Linked DNA regions of Homo sapiens: region 1 is linked to region 2. Evidence: chromatin contacts called from ENCODE Hi-C data. All regions are on one chromosome and are shown on one strand. The core of a region is the stretch at or near the end of the contact, and the rest is flanking DNA. Distances in the headings are between cores, read along the strand shown. Region 1 holds the start of C5orf63 (chromosome 5 open reading frame 63). Region 2 holds the start of SRFBP1 (serum response factor binding protein 1).

What was found. A loop is a pair of places that touch in the nucleus more often than their neighbours do. Pooled maps may share reads with other maps.
Region 1: a loop to region 2 is called in a pooled map, with 6 times the contacts of the local background. The contact joins the promoter of C5orf63 here to the promoter of SRFBP1 in region 2. A Hi-C loop is called at or near these places in 4 of 50 pooled maps.

The regions. Positions count from the first base shown.
Region 1 is chr5:127,072,097-127,075,578 of GRCh38, reverse strand. C5orf63 (chromosome 5 open reading frame 63) reads left to right here and starts at 2,077. Exons shown (of 5, transcript NM_001164478.2): 1 at 2,077-2,128. RefSeq lists a silencer at 2,001-2,220.
Region 2 is chr5:121,960,294-121,963,581 of GRCh38, reverse strand. It overlaps SRFBP1 (serum response factor binding protein 1), which reads right to left and starts at 1,607. Exons shown (of 8, transcript NM_152546.3): 1 at 1,514-1,607. The coding sequence starts at 1,549. RefSeq lists enhancers at 1,622-1,671, 1,416-1,954.

The DNA.
Region 1 (3,482 bases), core at 828-3,327, 5.1 Mb before region 2:
TCATTAATTTTGCTATGAGTGTCCTTTTTTTTCTTTTTTGGTTTTGTAGACATTTTTCCTGGCCAGACTCCAGATATTTTCCCAAGCAGAGCTCCCTTCCCCAGCACTGTAGGCCCTGGACCTAGAGGCTAAACTGGTCCTCTGAGCTCATGGCAGTCAGCCAGGCACTCCCAAAGAGGGTATCAACCATAGTGAGTTCTCAGGGATTCCTAGACATTCGACAGGACTCCCTCTAACCAAAACAATAATGTGGAGGCTCCAGGTCTTCCGCTATCACTTACAAACCCAAGAAATTCTTACTGATTAAACTCAAATTCTGAAAATTTATGAACTTTTGGCTCCTTAGAGAAATTTACTCATAACCAGTGCTAAAAGCCTTCATTGTTGGCCTTGGTTGAATCCATTCTTTTCCTTCAGTGGGTGAAATCAGGTTTCATAAGTCCAAGTGATTTTATAAACCTTTGTTTTCCAACAATAAATAAGATTTGGAAGCTGATCTGGAGTTACATTTCTAGTAAGCTTTTCTGTCACTCCACAATATCTAAGATACTCATGCCCCACCAAGGTGTTTATAACTAGATCCCAGATTCCTTCTTTAAAGGTATCCTATCAGCAACTGTTAGGTGGACTGTGCTTTATCAATTGACTTTTTTTTTTCCAGAAAAACTAAGTCTTATCAGAGTGCATCAACTCAAAAATAACTATAGGTAGTCTGTTGACAGTCACAAAATTCCCTCTTTAGCCTATCAGAAAATGCTGAAGTGACAAAGAACTTGTAAATTCTACTATCTTAATGTGGCCTCTAGCGACATCACATAATCAGTGTGGTTTGTTTAAAGAATTCATTCCTGACCTTGGTTTGCTTTGTATCTTTTTTAAAACCACTGAGTACACATTGAATTTATAGTGGTAAGCTTAAGGCGTCAGACAGCATGAGATGGAATTCCAAATCTACCGTTTTGTAACTGTGAGAACTTGAGCAAGTTATTAAACCTCCATTACTTCATCTGTAAAATGGTACTAGTAATACTTAATTGCATTGTTCTCAGGATTAAACAGACTAATGAGTATAAAGCTTTTGGTGAGCAATCAATAAATGTTAGCTTTGAGTATTACTATAATTATTATCCATCATTTTCTCATTATTTACTGTACCACCATTCAAGCCACCACACCTAGAACCTGGAATGCTCAGTAGCTTCCTCACCTCCCTGCTTGTTCTACTCTTGCCTATCCTAAACCCTTCCCATCTACTTCCCAAAGCTAAGGGGTCCTTTCAGAAGGGAAAAGCAATCAGTTCAATCCCCTTCCCACATAAAACAGAAATGCCCCCCGGCTACCCTTAGCACAAACCTGAAAGGCCCTGCATGGCCAGACTCTCGCTTACCCTCTCTAGCCTGTTTCCACCTCTCTTCCCCATTCCCTCTAAGTCTCAGCCATACTCGTCAGTCTTCCGCATACAACCCATACTGCACATCCTCCACCAGACCCTTCCCCCAGCCTGCAGAGCTCTGTCCCCAACCCACGCCCTTCAGATCCCAGCCCCAAAGCTACCTCTTCAACGAGATCCCACTCAGGTCTTTTCTCATATTCCTTCCCTGCAAAGCACTTAGCTGAATAAACCCATGGCCTATTTAATAAGGGATAATTTCCTAATATCTGCTTTCTCACACGATTTTCAGTTTGCGGGAGGGTACGGCTGCCAGTTTTGCTCATCGCATTCCCCATAACCTAGTTCAGCCAAGACCTAGTGGAGGAGGCAGTAAATATTAAATTAACGAAAGAATGGATGCATGCAGAGCGGTTAAAATGGCTCGGACTCCGCAGCCTCAAAAAGTTGGCTCCCGCACCTGAGGCCTCTTATTAAATGGTTCCCAAACATGCGGGGTCACTTTTCCGTATTTTGTTTTTTAGTTTGGCCTTGGTTTGTGTGTCACTCTTCACGAGTAAAGGTTCAGGCGCGGCCACCCTTGAGAGCGTAGACGGGACACCACCTGAGATAGAACGCCCAGCGGCAGTGCTGCCGGCGTGGGGCGGAAGTGCGGGGCCTGGGGCCGGCGCCTGGTGGGTGCGGGCGGAAGTGCCCGGCGCAGGGCGGAAGCAGAGGCGTTGGCGGCGTGAGGCTCAGGTGGGTTCCCTTAGTCCCGCGCCGAGGGTGAGCGCTCGCGGGTCTCCGCCTCTGAGCTGACGCGCAGGCTGGCGGGGGTTCGCTGTGCCGCGTGCTGCCCATTTGGATAGTCGTTATACGGAATTTAATTAAACCGGGAGCCATAAATCCATGAACTACTTGGGGGAGATTATAAACGCGTGTGTGTGTGTCTGTGATAGCGCTCTGGGAAGTAAATAAATGACGGGCGGGAAAAGGAAGCTTTTTTTTTTTTTAAGAGAAAGCAGAAAACATCTCGAGAAAGCAGAAAACATCTCAACTTCATACTCCTCCAGTGATTCGCCGATGCCCCGTCCCGGGTTTAATTGAATTCTATGAAGTGGTAGTGTAATCACACTTGGGAGCCCGCTGAGCTGACTGCCTTTTTAAATAAATATTTTTGAGCAGCCATGTTGACCTTTAATTGGGGTGAAAAGGTTGAAAGGTGCAGCAGGGAACATTGTGAGTGCCGGGGCTCTCTGGATGAGCTGTCTGGATCTCCTCTCAGCCTTATTGGGCAAAAGCAGCCCTCTGGGTACTGAACAATGAGAGAATAAATCAGAAACTGTACATTCTCAACAGATATTCACTTCTGACAAATAGCAGCTCATACAGTTTTTTAATAAGTCCAAGGGTAGAAAAGTCCCCACTAAAATGTCATTGTGAGTTAGGCTTGTGACTGTTTCTAAGGCTGTCTTTCACAGGGAATGTTTTGCTTGGGTGATCTTTATTCTTGTTTATTAATAAATAGTGTATATGTGGTACTTTATATTTTAGTGCCCTTAAAAAAAAAATCCATAGTATGGCCTTAGCTTGACCCCAAGATTCTCAATTCCTCAAGGACAGAGATGGTGTCTAAGATCTGTTATATCCCAATACTTTCTAGCGCATTTCCCAGAATTAGTATACATTGTCTTGTTTAAGCAGCCACTAGAGCTATGCCTTGGTGCACAATGCTGAACAAGTTGAGGTGTCTATTAGAGGTCGCAGTCTTCTCATTTGGTCATATTCTGAGGACTAGCTTATAAAAATGCATGTGAAGCTCTCTACCAATATTTGGAGCTGTATACATTGGGGTGCATTATAGGTAATTAGAAAGATTTAAAACACGGGGAAAAAAGATACACCCTGGAAATATTGGATAATTATGATAATACTGGGGCAAAGCAGAACTAATCATGGTTCTGTGTGAAATATCGTAGCCCAATAACCTGCGTCCTGCTCTGCTGAGGAATTGCCTGGAACCAGAAAGACCCTGTTGTGAAAATTAAGATTGGTGGGGCTGGTGCTTTAAACAGGCAGGATCCTCAGATTGTCTTTCTTCCCTCCTGCTCTG
Region 2 (3,288 bases), core at 358-2,857:
TCCTAAAGGTCAAATTTTAACTGTTTTGAAGAAGAACAAAAGTTAGCTAAGTGTGAAAAGAGTCTTTAATGACTCATCCCCTGTCATTTCCATCATCAAAGTCATTACAAAATTTGATATGAAGCTCCCTGGGGTTGAAATCCCAGGGACATTACTCTGATCTTTCATACATCACAGGTAACCTAATGCAAAATAGCCCACCAAACGCTTTCTGGCACAAAGCACAAGCTTAATGTATGTTTATGAGTAAATAGTAACTACTTTCAGCTTCCCTCTTCAGCATATCCTGTACTCCACTGTCAACTGAAATCCTGACTCGTTAATCTGGCAGCAGAGAATATATTTCAGTTTTATTTCCTTCTTCATCTCACAAGTTCCCATCAGTGAAGAGTTACTTATCCCTGTATTACCCACGGGTTCTTCTGCTACTAGCCCTTTCCTGCTTATACCAGTCCCTCTGCCTGGAATGACTTCTTCCCCTTTCCTGAATCACTGACTGCAATTCCTGTGCAAGATCCCTAAAGACCAAGGACAAGTATCACCCATTTCATTTTGCCGCCTTTGGAAACTTTTCTGCATTACTAGGTTTTGGAGGCATTCTTCACACATTGTTCTGTAACACAGGTGAGTGTTGCTTAGCTCTCTTACTTGAGTATAGGTTACTAGAAAATATGAAATATCCCTTACACTACTGTGTGTAATCTAAACAGTGACTTGCTCATAAACGGGATAAAGAATTTCCTTTCTGTATCTAACTGTGAGGTCCTTACTCGATCCTTATGTTTCCAGCTTACTTTAAGACTTTGGATGACATTATTTTGTTGAATAGAAGCAGAAACCAGAGGGGGATAAGTGGTAGAAATGGTATTTTGTCGACACCGCACACTATGGAAGTGACGGTGGTGAGAACAAATGTCTGATGAGAATGGACTGAAAAAGCAGAAAAAAGAATTGAGGATAGCAAGTATAAACAGCTCTTTATTGAAGTTCTGCTGTAAACGGAAGCAAAGAAATAGGACACTAACTGGAAGAGGAAACGAAGTACTGAGCATACAGTCTCATTCAAGACCACCAATTTCTTAGAAGCTACAGCTCTTACTTTCTCTCTTTCATTTTCGACAGGCAATAAAGAGCAGGTAATGTGTACTGAAAGTTTATTAAGGGTCAGGCACTTGCAAATACTTTACGTATCTCAGTTAATCTCACAACCCTGGGACGAACTATCTTGAGTTCCGCTTTACAGACGAGAATATTGAACGTACAGGCTAAAGGTTCTTCCCAAAGTCCCACAGACATAAATTCGTGGGGCCTGACACATGTCTCTCACTTTAGTCACCTGGAGACCGAAAAGGGAAATTACCGGTTGCCAAACTCCAAGTTGCGGGAAACCCGCCTGGGCCCACCACGAAAGTTCCTCCAACCGCACCCTCTATGCCCGCCTCCGACCACGCGTCTCAAAAGAGCTGGTTTTGAGGACCCTTAAAGTCAGCCCCATAGGTTCCTCGGCGCTCACCTCGTTATTGAGGTTCAGAGTTCCCGGCTGAGCCATGGTAGATGAAGGAATATGATCCGCCGCTGCCTGCACGTGAACCGGTCTCTCAGACCGCGGCTGCGTCGCCACGCCCCTCAACGGAAGCCTCTTCTGTCCAAAACTCATCCGCCTTCTGCTCTAGCTGCCGCCTGGGAACAAGAAACATTGACGCTTGGAAGGGAAAACCGGAACTGAGACAGAACAACTACCGGCGCAGAGGGCTACGCAACGGAATTGCGCGTTCCTATGGAAACCAGACGGGGGCTGGTAGCTGGGCAACGTCTAGTTTTTCAAGATTCGGTTTGTGTGTGTGTGTGTGTGTGTGTGTGTGTGTGTGTGTGTGTGTGTGTGTTCCCTTGGTACACTGCGCTCGCATTGTACCGGCCTTGGTTTTTCTCTCTAATGGCTAGGGGGGCGCTGAACGGCGGTGAAAGAGCTCTTCTGAAATGATCACTTGAATGAACGATTTTTTGCTTCCATTTTTTTAAATCTAGTATTTGTGAAGATTTCTGCTTTTCTAACAAGCACACCTTTTTAAATCCTCGCAGTTTTTTGTTACAACCTGACATTATAGCTGAGGTGCGGACATTTTTTTCCTGCACACTATAGAAGGGTTTAAATTTAGGGAATAAACATTTGAAGCAAAACCAGGATACACATTTGGTACTGCCTGTGGGAATGGCTGTTTATTAGCCGGCAAGCATAGGAGACGTAAGGGAGTGTGTTTGAATTAGGTAATATATAATTGTCAACACCTTCTAGTATTGACCATTAAAATGTGTCAAATGGTGGTCCAAGAGCTTTACATAAATTAGCTCCAAATCTCCACAGAAATCCAACAAGATAGAAATTATTTTCCTTTTATTAATATTATTTTGTTAGAGACCCAGTCTCTCTTTGTCATCCAGGCTGGTGTGCAGTGGCACAGTCATAGCTCACTGCAGCCTCAAACTCTTGGGCTCAAGCCATCCTCTCACCTCAGCCTTCCAAATAACTAGGACTACAGGAGTGAGCCACCCTACTCTGCTCTGAACTATTATTTTACAGATGTGGAAAGTGACTTCAGAGGCACCAAGTGCCTCGCCCAGAGTCACTTGCCTGGGACTGTCCACTGCTACAGGACTTCAAGTCCAGCTACATAATACCTGGGGTACAGTGCAAAATGAAAATCCAGGCCCCTTTATTCAAAATGCAGGAAAAACGTTTCTTCCGGCGGAGGGTGGTGGCTCATGCCTGTAATCCCAGTACTTTAGGAAGCCTAGGCGGGCGGATCACCTGAGGTCGGGAGTTCGAGACCAGCCTGACCAACGTGGAGAAACCCCGTCTCTACTAAAAATACAAAATTAGCCGACCGTGGTGACGCATGCTTGTAATCCCAGCTACTCGGGAGGCTGAGGCAGGAGAATCACTTGAACCTGGGAGGCGGAGGTTGCCGTGAGCCAAGATCACTCCAGACTGGGCAACAAGAGTGAAACTTCGTCTCAAAAAAAAAAAAAAGTTTCTTCCATAGCGTCTCTTGACTCATCATGGTGTTTGTTAATTTACTATTTAATACGATGCTCCCTAAAGCACAGAGACATTAGGTTGTCAGGGCAGACCCTCAAAGGTGCCTGAGACCCCTGCCCCAAGACTCAGGTAGGAGTGTATACACTGGAGCAAGGTGGCAGCAGTTGCTGGGTGGAGACAGGAGAGCAGGAAACCAGAGAATCCACCTGAGGAGCTTTTGGGGACAGGACCACACATGACCTGAGACAACA